Linked DNA regions of Homo sapiens: region 2 is linked to region 1. A link is a loop called in an ENCODE intact Hi-C map of the cell type or tissue named here. Cell type or tissue: CD4-positive, alpha-beta T cell. All regions are shown on one strand.

Evidence for each region. Hi-C counts contacts between places; a loop is a spot of excess contacts. Peaks named below come from ENCODE experiments on the same cell type or tissue, not always from the same donor. Only the 100,000 strongest peaks of a DNase experiment are listed, where the experiment ranks them.
Region 2: it touches region 1 in a loop (3.0-fold over the local background); 5 of 110 quality-filtered maps call a loop at or near these places.

Annotation. Positions count from the first base shown.
Region 1 is chr6:107,954,840-107,962,839 of GRCh38, reverse strand. SEC63 (SEC63 protein translocation regulator) reads left to right here and starts at 4,632. Exons shown (of 21, transcript NM_007214.5): 1 at 4,632-4,954. The coding sequence starts at 4,831. RefSeq lists enhancers at 3,389-3,989, 4,592-5,193 and a silencer at 4,430-4,969. In CD4-positive, alpha-beta T cell, no CTCF peak of the experiment used is centred here; DNase peaks (open chromatin) are centred at 4,589 and 5,469; H3K4me3 peaks cover 2,365 bases; H3K27ac peaks cover 1,290 bases.
Region 2 is chr6:107,111,025-107,119,024 of GRCh38, reverse strand. It overlaps BEND3 (BEN domain containing 3), which reads left to right and starts at 3,510. Exons shown (of 4, transcript NM_001367314.1): 1 at 3,510-3,935. RefSeq lists enhancers at 1,495-2,260, 2,261-3,024 and silencers at 3,617-3,666, 3,707-3,756, 3,887-4,796. In CD4-positive, alpha-beta T cell, a CTCF peak has its summit at 4,635 (motif pointing right); DNase peaks (open chromatin) are centred at 2,264, 3,014, 3,724 and 4,604; H3K4me3 peaks cover 2,197 bases.

The DNA.
Region 1 (8,000 bases):
GATAGGAGATTGTGGTTTTGTTGGGTCTGAAGGGCCTTAGTGGGTCAGGAAATAAAAGGATTGCAATGATTTAATACCTTTTACCTAGTCAAAGTTCCAACATAGGGTCATGATTTGAAATTTCAATTGGAATAATGTTTTGGAAGATTTTTGTAAATCATAAGTGTTGTACAAACATTACTTTGTTGATGTTACTGTTGTCATAAGCAGGATTGGTTACTTTGTATCAGAAGAGATTTAGCCTCTTAATGAAAAAAATCTCTGGTATAACATTAAAGATAACATTAAAACTCGGGTTTAACATTAAAGATAATTTTCTAGGCTTTGGCAGTAAAGGTTATGTTCTACTGTAGCATGGGGGAAAGGGAAGAAGACTGGAAGTAACTGTGTGCCCTTATTTAATCATAATTTGGTTCCTTCCAGTTTCTTTGCAGCTAACTCCACAAGTAGATAATTAAATAATGTTGATTATGGCTACAGAAATATACTTTGGTATGTATAAATTTAAGTCAAAAATGTAGTATAAGGATAACTGGCTAGGAGTGATGGCTCGTGCCTGTAATCCAAGCACTTTGGGAGGCTGAGGCGGATGGATCACTTGAGGTCAGGAGTTCGAGACCAGCCTGGCCAGCATGGTGAAACCCTTTCTCTGCTAAAAATACAAAAAACTAGCTGGGCGTGGTAGCAGGCACCTGTAATCCCAGCAACTTGGGAGGCTGAGGCAGGAGAATTGCTTGAACCCGGGAGGTGGAGGTTGCAGTGAGCCAAGATCGTGCCATTGCACTCCAGCCTGGGCAACAAGAGCAAAACTCCGTCTCAAAAAAAAAAAAAAAAAAAATTAGCCACGTGTGGTGGTGCATGCTTGTAGTCCCAGCTACTTGGGAGGCCGAGGCAGAAGAATTGCTTGAACCGGGGAGGCGAGGTTGCAGTGAGCCAAGATTGCGCCACTGCACTCCAGCCTGGGCTACAGAGGGATACTCTGTCTAAAAAAAAAAGGATGACTTACAAAGAAGGAAAGATTCACTCTAAGGAAAAAGCAAAGTATGAAAAGGAACCCCAAAATAGTCAGGCTTTCTACAGGGAAAATGTCTATCTAGCAATTAAAACAAAATTGATTAAAATATTCAATTACAGACATAAATACTAAAATGCCCAATGCCTTTTTTTTTTTTTTTTTTTTTGAGACATGGTCTTGCTGTGTCACCCAGGCTGGAGTGCAATGGCACGATCTTAGCTCACTGCAACCTTCACCTCCTGGGTTCAAGTGATTCTCCTGTCTCAGCCTTCTGAGTAGCTGGGATTACAGGCGCCTGCCACCACACCCAGCTAATTTTTGTATTTTTAGTAGAGACCGGGTTTCACCATGTTGGTCAGGCTGGTCTTTTACTCCTGGCCTCAAGTGATCTGCCTGCCTTGGCTTCCCAAAGTCCTGGGATTACAGGCCTAAATGCCTTTTAATATATGCTGTTAGACTAAAGACAAGTTTTGTCTGTAGCTTTGCTTCTTCCATATTTTTCTTTTTTTTGAGATGGAGTCTTGCTCTGTTGGCCAGGCTAGAGTGCAGTGGCATGATCTCGGCTCATTGCAACCTCTGCCTCCTGGGTTCAAGTGATTCTCCTGCCTCAGCCTCCCGAGTAGCTAGGCTTACAGGCACCACCACCATGCCCGGCTAATTTTTGTATTTTTAGTAGAGATAGGGTTTCACCATGTTGGCCAGGTTGGTCTTCAATGTGATCCATGGCACCCAGCCATATTAATTTACTTTTATTAAATATCTCACTAAAATAATTTCTTGAAACAATTTTATTAGGTTAAAAATATCTGCTGGGCATGGTGGCTAATGCCTGTAATCCCAGCACTTTGGGAGGCTGAGGTGGGCGGATCACCTGAGGTCAGGAGTTCGAGACCAGCCTGGCCAACTTGGTGAAACCCTGTCTCTACTAAAAATGCAAAACTTAGCCGGGTGTGGTGGTGCACGCCTGTAGTCCCAGCTACTCGGGAGGCTGAGGCATGAGAATCACTTGAACCTGGAGGCAGAGGCTGCAGTGAGCCAAGAATGCACCACTGCACTGCAGCCTGGGCAACAGAATGAGACCCTGTCTCAAAAAAAAAAAAAAAAGTGAATCAGAAATTGCGATTAAATTAATTAAAGGTATGATTAAGATTTGCTTTGGAGAATATTTGGGTGGTCTGAGGTTATCTATGTTCAGTAATATTAAGTTCTAGGATAAATTATATGTATACTTTTGAAAATAGAGGATACATTTTCAAATCTTGAACATGCTTTGGTTAAAAAAATAACATTTTAGATTGATCTGGGGTTTTTTCAAATTGCTATTTCAATTTGGTTCAAGCCACTTTTAGGCATGACCCCAAAGCTGCAGTGAAAATATTATTCCTGCAGAAAGAAAGAAGGGGAGTATTTATCATCAATAACTTATATTGCTACAAGGTTACAAAACTGATGTATTATCTTTAAACAAATGCCCAGCAAAACATAATAGGAGTAATAAAAAAACAGTTCAACATTATTAAAACCGAGGAAGACTTAATAACATATTCAACAAACAAAAGGAACTTCATGATCCTGCTCACTTCAGCTGCAACAAGTCTGTGACTAATTTTCTGTAGCAAGGCAAATTGTTCACTCTGGGTATATCAGCGTTGGGAGATCACAATGCTATGTTGATTTCATAGTTCAACCTTCCCTTCATTTCTTGGTTTTATTTTTTCACCTATAATATAGTTTTGAACTTTGTGCAGAAAAAAAGTGAGGAGGGAAATGCATAGAAATGAATTTCAGAAATTTCCTTTCAAAGTGAGTAGATAGGAAATTTGAAGGGAAGAGAGAATACATATGAACACAATCTATTATGAAGGAAAGCATTACTGATTAAGATACTAGTTTTGAAGACATGAAATGAAAGACAATGAGCAACCAGATTTTTCCTCCAACAATGGAAGGAATATTATAATGCATTTAGTTAACAGAGTATAAAGTATTAAAATGAGTCCTTGAAATATAGTGTAATATTTGGTATTTGCATATTACACTTTCTCCTTTGAAAAGCATTTTCACAATTAGTCCTTTCAATCTCTGCAACCAGGTGGGCTATCCTTTTAACCCAGAGAGGGGCAATGGACTCTGGGATAGACCCCAGCCACAGCTGCCGCTGGACCGTGGGGTCGTTCAAAGATCTGGGCAGAAGTCCAGTTTCCAGCTCAGCGGACACCAGCCTCTAGGGTCCCACAGCCAGGGGAAGGAGAGGCTCCCGAGAGCGACTGCTCCCGCCACCGTCCATCCCTGAAATGCAGTTTCCTGTTCACAACCCGCAGGGAGAATGCCAGTCACTGTCAGGAAATTTTAAGGTCCTGGGCGATGGAGGGTCAAGGGCACACTGGCTTTGTGGCATCAAAATGATATGGGTTTGAATCCTCAGACATTCTTTTACTGTGAGGGACCTTGGGCAGTCTCTCTGGGCCTCAATTTTCTCATTTGTAGAGCAGACATACTTTGCTTTATTCCATGGGGTTTACTGATGACTAAATGACACAAAACAATAAAGGTCTCAGCCTACCGCCTGAAGCTGGTGGTTATAATTAGCAGCTCTGGAATGGGTAGGGAACCATCTGTAACGGCTTGGGGAAATCTTCATCTGCAAGATGGGCACAGCGTAGATTCAAATCTGTCGCCCAGTGGAGAGCGATCCGGTCTCACTGCAACCTCCGCCTCCCGGGTTCAAGCGATTCTCCTGCCTCAGCCTCCTGAGTAGCTGGGATTACAGGCGCGTGCCACCACAGCCGGCTAGTTTTTGTATTTTTAGTAGAGACGCGGTTTCACCATGTTGGTTAGGCTGGTCTGGAACTCCTGACCTCATGATCCACCCGGTCTCCCAAAGTACTGGGATTACAGGCATGAGCCACTGCGCCCGGCCAGATAGTAAACATTGCTTTGAAAACACAACTGCAACCCACACCTCCCGCAACCCACACCTCCCCATCCCCCAATTTTTTTTTTTTTTGAGATGGAGGCGCGCGCCACCACGTCCGGCTAATTTTTGTATTTTTAGTAGAGAGTGGGTTTCACCATGTTGGTCAGGCTGGTCTCGAACTCCTGATCTCATGATCCGTCCGCCTCGGCCTCTCAAAGTGCTGGGATTACAGGCGTGAGCCACTGTGCCCGGCCTCCCACCCCCTATTCTAAATGACACTTGTTTCCAAAATATGGGGGCTGGAGGAGCAGATCCAGAACCCAAGGAAACGTGATCAACCAGGGCAATTAATCCAGAGGGCAGGACAGGCTGAGCCTCAGCTCTTCTCTGAATATCTGGGACCCCTGCGCAGCCAGGTGAACCGCCCGCGACCGCTGCTCCGGCGGGAAGCCTTCTCTGGGATCCTGTACGCCGACGCCCGGAATCCGGCGTGGTGCGCTGGGAAACTGAGCGGTGGAGGAAGGCGGAGCGGTTAGGGGCGGGACCCTAGGGGAGGGGTTGGGGGAGGGCTTTGACGTTAGGGCGGGGCTAAGGGCGAGACCTCGCCGAGTTCCACCGTTGCGCTCGCCACGTCTCCCTTAGCGAGCTCGCTGGGGACACGCAGGGGGAGGGAAAACTGAGCGGGGCGGGAACTATCTCCTCTCGCGAGAGCTGGCGACGGCGGCGGCAGCGGCAGAGGTGGCGGCGGCGTGTCCGTGAGAGTGGCGTGGGGGCGGGGAGGAGAGGCGGCGGCGGCAGTGTCCAAGCTACGCCACTCGGGCCGGGGCGTTGGGAGCGGGAGTGCAGAGCGTGGTCGTGGCGGCGGCGGTGAGAAGAGCGAGGCGGAGGAGGGGGTGCCATGGCCGGGCAGCAGTTCCAGTACGATGACAGTGGGAACACCTTCTTCTACTTCCTCACCTCCTTCGTGGGGCTCATCGTGATCCCGGCGACATACTACCTCTGGCCCCGAGATCAGAATGCCGGTGAGTCCCGCCGGCCTTTGCCCGCGAACCCGCGCAGGCCCCGCCAGCGCCCCCAGGCCCTGCGGCGCCCGCTTGCCCGGCCCCAGCCCGCGGCGTCCGGGATGACAGGGACGGTGCGGCCCGGCCTGTGTCCAGCGTCCGCCACTGGCGGGGCCCGGGTCAGCAGCGTTTCCCTCGGCGCTTCTCCACCTCCCTTCATTGTCCTCAGGAGTTTCGCTCGCTCCATCTTCTCCATTGTTGTGGACGCTCCTTGCAGCCTCCTCCTGCCTCTTTGTCTTCTCTGCCTTTGCTTTTATTGGGGATTTTTCTTTATGGAGGAAGCGGGATGGGGACTTGGGAGGTGAGCAAAGAGTTGGCCAAGAAGAGACTGAACGTGCGGGCACAACTCTCAGTCCGTCCAGTTCGCGGCCCTCATCCCCCGACTCCGGTTTCCCTGTTGCAGCTGCTCTTAACAGATGTTTTAGGGCATCTCTGAGCCGGGTGGCATGCTTAGGACTCCAATTGAGCTTTCCACCGCCTACCCCCGTCACTTCCTCCCGTTGCTTTTTCATTTGTTCACTCACTGTGGGGGTTGGAAGCAATGCCGTTATTCCTCTTAGCAAAAATAGGCTTTTTTCTATTTCCTTTTCTTCGGAGTTTCCTGTTTGTGACGGAAAAAGTGCAAGTATGAAGGATTAAGTCTCGTTTAATTAATCTTGTAGGGAATTTTGAGGTAGTGGGTCGATTTACTTTTGGTTCTAAGTCTTTTCACATTAAACAACATCGAATTAAAGCACAGAATAACAGATTCTTTTCATATTTCACTTGATGTTTGGGTAATGTTTGCATCCATTTGTTGCACTCTACTAGGACATATGGCAGATGGTATTCTTAAAGCTGATGTAACTGCGAGGGCCTAATGGGTTATTTATGGTAGTGTTAACAGTAAGGAGTGGGTTTTGAGTATTAACAACTTAGGGAAAGCTTTCTATTGCACAAGAGCTGTGCTAACTTGCTTAAATATCTTCTCTTCAATTGGGTGTGCTGGAGGTCTAGGTTGTCCAGGTTATATACTCTACTTGGAGAAGTTGTTAACAGTGAAGCCTTGAATCAGCTCAGAACTTGTTATACTTTCAGATGGATTCAGTGTCCTGTAACATTCTTTTTCCCCCCCGCCCCATGTGATCTGCAGGAAACTAACATTCTTGACTTGGAATAGAACTAAAATAAATTTAGGATAAATAGTAACAAAGGATTGCATCATTTTGTACGTTTGACAATAAGTTTAAAAATCCATTAGATGCAAAAATCTGTCCAAAGTTACTAGTCTTAATACTTTTTTTACTCAATGGGTAGTTTATGAAATTTGGATCTTGGACTGTTGTGCCTTATTTCCTAAGTGCATTTAAATTGTGTAGGTTCTTCCTCGATGTTGAAAAAGGAAAAAAAATTGGGTAGGTTCTTTGGGCAGTGATTGTGTATAAGTGAAGTCTTAATGCTGTAATGGCTTTTCTTATCTGCAAACCTAGGCCATTCTTGTGGTTGTTGTATTTCAAGTTAAAAGGGTACACTTTTCAGTAGTTTATTTTCACCTAACAGCCATTATGTGTGCAATTGGTAGTGTAGAAAACAAAAAGGTATTGGGAGAGTAGTCGGTGGGTTTGGCCAGAATGTGTTTTGATCAGGCAGAACAAAGGTATAAAAAAAAGTGTTTTGAGAAACTGCCCTGATTTCAGAAATTAGCCATCATTTTTTAATCTACATTGGATTTTTAAAGTTGTTCTTTTTTTCTTTTTAAAGCGGGGAGAGTCTCATTTACCCAGGCTGGTCTTGAACTTGCTTCAAGTCATCCTCCCGCTTCAGCCCCCCGAGTAGCTGGCCTTACAGACTTGAGCCACTGTGTCAGGATGGATTTTTGAAATTTGAAAGTCATATTTTCATGGTGAGTTTCGTATTATAAAATTCACCTGATTTCATAGAAGAATCATACTATTTATTTATTTATTTATTTATTTATTTATTTAGAGACAGAGTCTCACTCTGTTGCCCAGGATGGAGTGCAGTGGCTTGATCTTGACTCATTGCAGCCTCCACCTGCTGGGTTCAAGCAGTTCTGCCACAGCTTCCCCAGTAGCTGGGATTACAGGCGTGCACCACCAGGCTTGGCTTATTTTCGTGTTTTTAGTAAAGATGGGGTTTCACCATGTTGACCAGGCTGGTCTCCAACTCCTGACACCAAGTGATCTGCCCTCCTCGGGCTCCCAAAGTGCTGGGACTACAGGCATGAGCCACCACGCCCTGCCAACAAGTCATACTTGACCCCCTTCAGCATGTAAGTGTCTTTGAAAAAGTGGTGGTAGTTTAGGTGGAGGGAATTAATACTATTTGTAAATCATGGACTTCAACTTTTACTTTATTTAATCTTCTTAAAAATGCAGTGAGGTTGGCCGGGCATGGTGGCTCACGCCTGCCGTGGCTCACTTTGGGAGGCCCAGGCGGGCGGATCACCTAAAGTCAGGAGTTCAAGACCAGCCTGGCCAACATGGTGAAACCCCGTCTCTACAAAAATACAAAAAGTTAGCTGGGAGTGGTGGCGGACGCCTGTAATTCCAGCTACCCGGGAGGCTGAGGCAGGGAGAATTGCTTGAACCCGGGAGCTGGAGGTTGCAATGAGCCGAGATCGTGCCACCACACTCCAGCAATGCAGTGAGGTAGGTTCTATTATTATCTCCATTTACAGGTAAAGAAACTGAGGGTAGAGCATGTAAGTAATTTTCCTGTATGGTTGAACTGGGATTAGAACATTGGTCGCTTAGCTTCAGAGCCCTGTGTGGTTTCCATACTGCTAGATAGAAAGTTAGGTGAACTATTATGGGTGTCAGTTTGCCCGTTTTACATCCGGCTCTCTGCTTCAGGCTTGCCTTAGTCCATATGCATATTTTGATGTATTTGTTTGCTCTTGCTCAAAATTGTGTTATGAAAATTAAGGTGAATACTTAAATGCTATTCTAATCATTATGAAAATTGTTGGGCACCACTTGGACTTTTTTCTTGGATTTACCCTAAT
Region 2 (8,000 bases), 840 kb after region 1:
AATTGAGAGTGGGACTGCAGCAGTTTTCACTCTCCCTCATGTTTCTTTTTGCAGAATCCTATTGTGCAAACCAGATATTCAACAAAAATCAGATCCTGATGGCTGTACTGGGTGCTTACAATCTCAAGCTGCTATAAATTATTAAATAGTTCTCCTACACATAAGGAAAATGTCCAGCACAAATTGTCTGTAACTTTTCATTTGAAACCTCATTTTTTTCATGTTGGGTCATGGTATATCACTTACCTGCTCCACATTCCAATAAAGATAGTTGTTGGCCGGGCGTGGTGGCTCACGTCTATAATTCTAGCACTTTGGGAGGCTGAGGCGGTCGGATCACAAGGTTAGGAGATCGAGACCATCCTGGCCAAGATGGTGAAACCCGGTCTGTACTAAAAATACAAAAATTAGCTGGGCGTGGTGGCACATGCCTGTAATTCCAGCTACTCAGGAGGCTGAGGCAGGAGAATCGCTTGAACCAGGGAGTCGGAGGTTGCAGTGAGCTGAGATCGCGCCACTGCACTCCAGCCTGGGCGACAGAGCGAGACTCCGTCTCAAAAAAAAAAAAAAAAAAAAGATAGTTGTTTATTTTTTCAGCACACAGGGGTTAACCATTGAGGCATGTCTTTCTGTAGGTCCTATTTAATATAGTACTACCTCTCACGCCCCTGTTTTTCACCCTCTTACTTTTCTGTTGTGAGTATTCACAGAATCTGGATCTGCCAGCTACTTCTGTTTGAAGTTGAAGACTTGGCGAAATTATACATCCAGCAGGCAAGAAATAAAGTGGAAATGTCTCACAAGTAACAGTGAAATCTGTTGCGTTGTTTTAAGTCTTTACTGAAAAAAAGTCCTACTAAATATTGTCTTGCCAACTATAAATATATTTTAGCAATGATAAAAGCCTTTAGAGTAACAGTTATCTGAAACCTAATGTCTGTCTGTCTGCCACTCTTAATTATATATATTTACATTTTATATCCCAATCTTCTTTTATATCCCATTTTATATAACGCAATTTTCCATTTGAGTTTTTACATTTAGTGTCTCAGTGTTTTATATGGTCAAGTAGCCAGTTTTCCCCCTGCTACATTTTACTCAGGTACAAATGAAAATGAGTTGACTAGATCGATGGCAGCAGCTCTAATTTGAAATCTTGAAAAATGCATTTTTTATTAAGCAATTTCAAATTGAGCAGACCTCTAAAAACCAGGTTGTTATTTTTCCGGGTCTTTACACACACATCCGTATGAACCATGAACTGTTACTGCACTTTCAAAACTATTATGTCTTGAAGTTTCCAAAATTATATACAACTATTCCAATACATTTTTCACCTTTATGCGTTATTTTCCTTCTCCATATAAAAAAGAAAACCACATAGAAAACCATTTGAAGGAAGGTGATTTCCTTTCTTGGATAGCAATGACTTCTATTTCTATTAATAACTTATTTGAAACAAGCCACTTACTTTGTTAAGTAGATAGATCCATTTATGCAAATATAAGATACATACTTTTACAATAATATTCAAGGTCCGTTTGAGTTTCCTGAAAGTTGTTTTGAAAAGTCAGCTATATCAGTTCAATTATTGTATTTGACAGAAATCTTTTGTTTCAAGCAATATGAACAGAGAAATGTTAATTTCTATCTCTATTGTCTTATTATTTAATTTCTCCTTAAAAACCTGAGTTGTCACTGTGAAAGATTGGTTAAATATATATCCCCTCACTACACACGTTTCATCTAGTCCTCTTTCCAAAAATTTAACAAGGTCGTTTTACATTCTTAAAGCACCACAGCAAAGTGATTTAAATGCAAAATGTGCTTAAGTGCTACTTAACTATTCCTAACTCTTCTACTGGGAAATCCTAGAAAACTGAACTAATGAAATGCAACTTCTACTTTAAAAATTCTAATTATAACTGTCACATTAAATTGAAGGTGAGAATAAAACTGGTGTATCTGTTAACTAAGTCAAGCGATGTACTGTGTCGTACGTGTTATTTAATGTGCAAGTGTAAAAGTCAAGTTCTCTGCAGAAATCGAAGTGCCTCCCCTCAGTCTTCTGCGAATGTATAAATTAACCATTCTCCCCCAAGCAGTCCTCCTCCCTTCCTCCCTCCGCCCTATTTTAAATGTAGATAGGGCGACCTAAGTCTTTTGAATTTGAAGGGCTGCTATCTCGGCCCCATTCTTTTCATCATCCTGTTTTCAATGACACTGAGCACGTATAGATTCTTCTATAAAAGCACCCCCTGGATGCAGGGCTTGGTTCTTCAGGCTGCTTGCTTAATTTTGCATAGCAATTAGTACTGACTTCACTAAACCAGTAATCCAAATACAGCTCGAGAATGTTCCACGTAGTTCCTCAAACTTAACCCTGTGCCTTTTGATTTCAAGCCCGAAGGGGGGGAACTTGCATAATTACTAAATTCCCAATTGGAGTGGTCTGAAGGAGGGTACGGTAAACCCAAACTATACGTTAATTCAAACCCTCGCCGCGACTGGGCAGCAAGGAGCCAACATATGCCTTCTTTTAAAAATCTATTCTACCTATTCACTGACCGCGCAGGGCCGTGCCACATGGTCCTCCCTTGCAGCCAGTCAGCTGTGAGCAGCAGATGGGATCATTTGCATTTTTCTTTTTATACTTTCTTTGATCGGCAAATTAAAGGATTTTTCTTAAATTTACATTCTCATTGTTTGCCTAAAATACAAACGTGGCTAAACTGTTGAATTGGGCTTCCCTGACTCTCACCCAGCACCTCCCCCTCCCCCTACCCAGCCACTGAGACTTGAGAAAATACCCGAGGGGTAGATTTCGTATTTATCAACTGGGAATCTACAGTCCAAGAGTTAGGAGTAGACAGAATCAGCCTTTATTGAGTTGGTGACTCGTGTTTTTCTATTTTAGGCGCTCGGCGCAGACAGCCCGTGGGTTTGTGTTTGTGGGGTGTGTGTCTGTGAGCGCGGGCGCTTCCGAAGCTCTCGCTCCGCAGCCTCACACCCCAGAACTTCGGGTTGCAAGAGCAGATTTTAGCTCTGAGGCTCACAACAGAGGGCGGCCACCGTGCAGGGGGAGTGGCCAGAGCCAGCTTTTCCCAGCGCCAGGGTCGCTCTCCCGGGTCCCGCCGGACTCCATGCCGCCCCGCGGGGCCGCAGGAGCCACCCGGGCCCTCGCGCCCCAAGGTCTTTGTGCCGGTGGCGGCGCGGGAAGACCGGCCCCGGGGGCCTGGGCTGCGGCCCAAAGGCCAAAAATGCGGGAGAGGCGTGGGCGCGAGGCGGGACAAGCTCCGCACAGTCGCCGTCCCGCAAGGGGCAAAAAAGTAGAAAAAGCCGTTTGGGGCCAAACTCTCGGGTCTGAGAAACCACGTTTCCGAGGACGAACTCGCGGTGGGAGGACACATGGGGTACAGGGGACATTGTTCGCGGCGCCTGCCCGGCGCGCCGTGGGTGCGCGGCCGCCGCCCCCGCCCCGGGCAGCCAGCGCGGGCCCACGTGGAGCCACTGCGCTGGCCGAGCGCGCCGGGCCGCCTGGGTCCCGGGAGTGCGCGCCCGAGCTCCCCGCCGCGGCCGTTCACGCCCGAGCGCCGCCGCCGCCGGTCCCGCGTGTGCCCCGCTGAGGGGGAGGGGCGGGCCGGGGGTGGGGGCGGAGGGGTTGTGGTTCCACTGCAGCGGGGGCTCCTGTGTCCTTGTGCGGAAATGACACACGGAGTCCCGTCACGTCACGCGAGAGCGCAGCGCACGGACACACACAAAGAGAGGGGAAAATACACGGCGCTCGCCCGCCCGCCGCCCCCAGCGCCTCCCCGGGCCGCCCTGGCCAGGCCCTCCGCGCGCGGCCCCCACTCCCCGGCCCCGCGCCCTCCCCCCCACGTGGCGCCCAAACTCGGCGCGGGCCCGCCCGGCAAAGTACAGAACTCGCGTCCCAGGTAAGTGCGGGGCGGATCAAGCCGGCCGCGCGGCGGCGGCAGCGTTGGCGGCTCCGGGGCGAGCGGCCGGTAGAGTGGCTGCAACATCCATGCCGGGGTGGGGGCGGGAGCAGGGGAGGGGACGCGGAGGGGGGCTGCTCCGAGCGCGCCCGCCGGTAGTAGCGCCCACCCCCGCGCGGGCCGAGCGACCGGAGCGGGCGCCGGGCGCCCACGGGCTCGCCGCGCCCATTGTGCTGCGCGCCCCTTTGTGCCCGCTCGGAACGCGGCGGCTCCATGGCGTTCTGGGGAGCACGCGCGCCGCGCGGGGGCGGGGGGTTCGCGCGGTGGAACCGTCCGCGCCGCCGCCGCCGCCCGCCCCACTCGCGCCGCGCGCCGGCCCCGCACCCCCGCCGGGCGCCGCGATGGAGCGGCCGGGGCGGCCGGAAGGCTCTGCCGTACTCGCGGCGGCTTGGCGCTCGCGCTCGGCGGGGCTTTGGCGGGGCACTGCTCGGCGTGTGGAAGGGGGTGTCGGAGCGGGAGCAGGGGGCGGGGACTGGAGGGAGATGCCGGGCGGCGAGCGGGAGGCCGGGGGAGCAGCCGCTCGGAGGAACGAAGCCTCCGGAGGCTGCAAATGGAGCGAGGCCGGCCCGCGGCGGCGGCGGCCGGGAGCGGAGAGGGATGGGCCCCGCCGCCAGGGGGCGCAGCGCTCCCTTCCCGGCCGTTCCACGGCGGTTCGCGGTTCCCGCTGCCCAGGAGCTGGAGGCGGGCCCGGCGCCTTGGGTGTGCACCCGGGCTGGCGCGAGGCCTGGCCGGCCGGCCGCAAAGCTGAAGCCTGGGGCGCTCGCCGCTCCTCGTGAGCGCTCCTTTCCTTCTCTATGATAAACGTGATTTCCCACGCATGCTTTGCCCTTGCCTCATCCGTGAGCTGTGCACCACCGATTTGGAGGCCCTTGTGTGCTTGTTTACCTACGTCTCCCTATGTAGCTATTTTAAACAAGGTGTTTTTACAGAGATAAAAGTTTTATTGATTGCTCAGGTGGTCTTTCTGGAAGAATTCTGCACGTAAACGCTAACTCGACAAGAGTGCCGGGAGGAACAAGGTTACTCACTAGAGTTGGAAATGTGCAGTTCATCTCCTTAAAGTAACTTTTGAATGGTTGAATACAAATAGTAAACATGCCACAGGGCAGCGTGGCATAGTGCCAGAAAGCTACGGTTGCAGGAAACTGAGGTAAGGAACTGAGTCCTTCAGGTAGCCAGGTATATAAACGGCTGGGATGGAGGACTTTCTCTTGTTACCCGCTCCCCACTTCCACCCTTGCAGTCCGTTTTTCTCTCTTTTTTTTTTAAACCATTCATCCCTAGATATTGGCTTTATACTACCATACAAGAGCCTGTCAAGCTTTCCTCGGTACTGGGACTTGGGCAAGATTTTTTATCTCCCTCACAGTTTCACATCCCCAGCCTCTAACCCGGTGTCTCATAACTTAGTAGGCGTTCAGTGCGTATTTCCTAAATGAATGGAGAGAGCCTCTTGGATTCTAGAGGAAAGATGGAGCCAGAGCGCCAGTTGCTGCTGCTGGGTTAGCTGGTGTCTGTGTGGCCCTTGAAATCTGTCACATCAACCTCCTGTCATGGAACATGAGTTTTTTTTTTGTTTTTTTTTTTTTTTTGAGACGGAGTCTCGCTCTGTCACCCGGGCTGGAGTGCAGTGGCTTGATCTCTGCTCACTGCAACGTCTGCCTCCCGGGTTCAAGCGATTTTCCTGCCTCAGCCTCACGGAGTAGCTGGGATTACAGTCCATGTGCCACCATGCCTTGCTAATGTTTGTATTTGTAGTAGAGACGGAGTTTCACCATGTTGCCCAGGCTGGTTTCCGGACCTCAGGTGATCTGCCTGCCTGGCCTCCCAAAGTGTTGGGATCACAGGCATGAGCCACCGTGCTTTTTTTTTTTAGACAGAGTCTCGCTCTATCACCAGGCTGTAGTGCAGTGGCGTGATCTCTTCTCGCTGCAACTTCCGCCTCCCAGGTTCAAGGGATTTTCCTGCCACAGCCTCCCGAGTAGCTGGGACTACAGGCGCGTGCCACCACTCCCGGCTAATTTTTTGTATTTTTAATAGAGACGGGCTTTCACCGTGTTAGCCAGGATGGTCTCAATCTCCTGACCTCATGATCCGCTCACCTTGGCCTCCCAAAATGTTGGGATTACAGGCGTGAGCCACCGCGCCCAGCCTTTCTTTTTTTTTTTTTTTTCTTGAGACAGAGTTTTGCTCTTGTTGCCCAGGCTGGATTGCAATGGTCTGATCTTGGCTCACCGCAACCTCTGCCTCCTGGGTTCAAGTGATTCTCCTGCCTCAGCCTCCCAAGTAACTGGGATTATAGGCGCGCGCCACCATGCCCGGCTAGTTTTGTATTTTTAGTAGAGAGGGGATTTCTGCATGTTGGTCAGGCTGGTCTCGAACTCCCGACCTCAGGTCATTCGCCAGCTTCGGCCTCCCAAAGTGCTGGGATTACAGACGTGTACCACCACGCCCAGCGTTTTTTTTTGTTGTTGTTGATACCAGAGATGCCATCTTCTTGCTGAAGAACTAATATAATGGGAAAGTTTTATGTGATTCCGCCTACCTTCTCCATGCCCAGCAAGACGATAGGCTGGTTAGGAACTGGCAGATGAGACAGTCAGCATCCCAACAATCTATTAACAGGTGCCATATTGACACATTTTCTTTACATCCTCTCCCTGTGGGTTCTTTCTTGGCTCCTAAGCACCCCTGTGTGAGCAGAAGCATAGCAGAATGTCCAATAATTACAAAGAGAAAAATTGGAGTGAGCCCTGACACAGGTTTGATTAGGTGAAAATGTAATATCCTATATTAATGTCTCACCTGCTACTTTTTAGCGCTGCCTAGAAAGTCCCTGGAAACAATGAGAAGGAAAACAGCATGTTTATATGAATTGTATTGACACCATGATGAAAAGTTTAAAGACCTCAAATTGTATAATGTAGAAGCATAGAGTATGAAGGTCGCTAGCCAACCAGCAAAAATGATTTGGTGTTTGTATATGGGAGGCTGGGATGTAGTGTTTTTTTCCTGGTGCTTAATTTTTTTTTTTTTTTTTTTTTTTTTGAAACGGAGTCTCACTCTGGTGCCCAGGCTGGAGTGCAGTGGCGCGATCTCGGCCCACTGCAACATCCATCTCCTGGGTTCAAGTGATTCTCCTGCCTCAGCCTCCCAAGTAACTGGGATTACAGGTGCGTGGCACCACACCCATCTAATTTTTGTATTTTTAGTAGAGATGGGGTTTCACCTTATTGGCCAGGTTGGTCTTGAACTCCTGACCTCAAGTGATCCACCGGCCTCAGCCTCCCAAAGTGTTAGGATTACAGGTGTAAGCCATCGCGCCTGGCCTGGTGCTTAATTTTGGTGTTAAGTGATAGGTTTTGGTTGCTAACCTAATTGTATTGTTCCCATCATTGGCTAAGGTAAGCTTGGGGAATTAATTGTAGAATTACTCTTTGGAATGGGAAACCTATTCTGTATCTTTTTAGGGGTGTTTATAGGGATGTGTATGTGTTATCTCTCTCTTTTTTTTTTTCTGAGATGCAGTCTCACTCTGTCACCCAGGCTAGAATGCAGTGGCACAATCTCGGCTCAGTGCATCCTACGCCTCCTGGGTTCAAGTGATTCTCCTGCCTCACCCTCCCGAGTAACTGGGATCACAGGCATGCACTACCATACCCGGCTAATTTTTGTATTTTTAGTAGAGACGGGGTTTCACCATGTTGGCCAGGCTGGTCTCAAACTCCTGACCTTAGGTGATCTGCCCACCTCGGCCTCCCGAAGTGCTGAGATTACAGGCGTGAGCCACCACGCCTAGCCTACATGTGTTATCTTTCATAGAATGATACACTCCTAGAGAGTCAATTTTACTCTGGGAATTTTTGAGACAGGGTCTTTCTCTTTCACCCAACCTGGAGTGCAGTGGCACAGTCTAGGCCCATTGCAACCACTGACTCCCGGGCTCAAGCGATCCTCCCACCTCAGCCTCTCAAGTAGCTGGGCCTACAAGTATGCGCCACCACA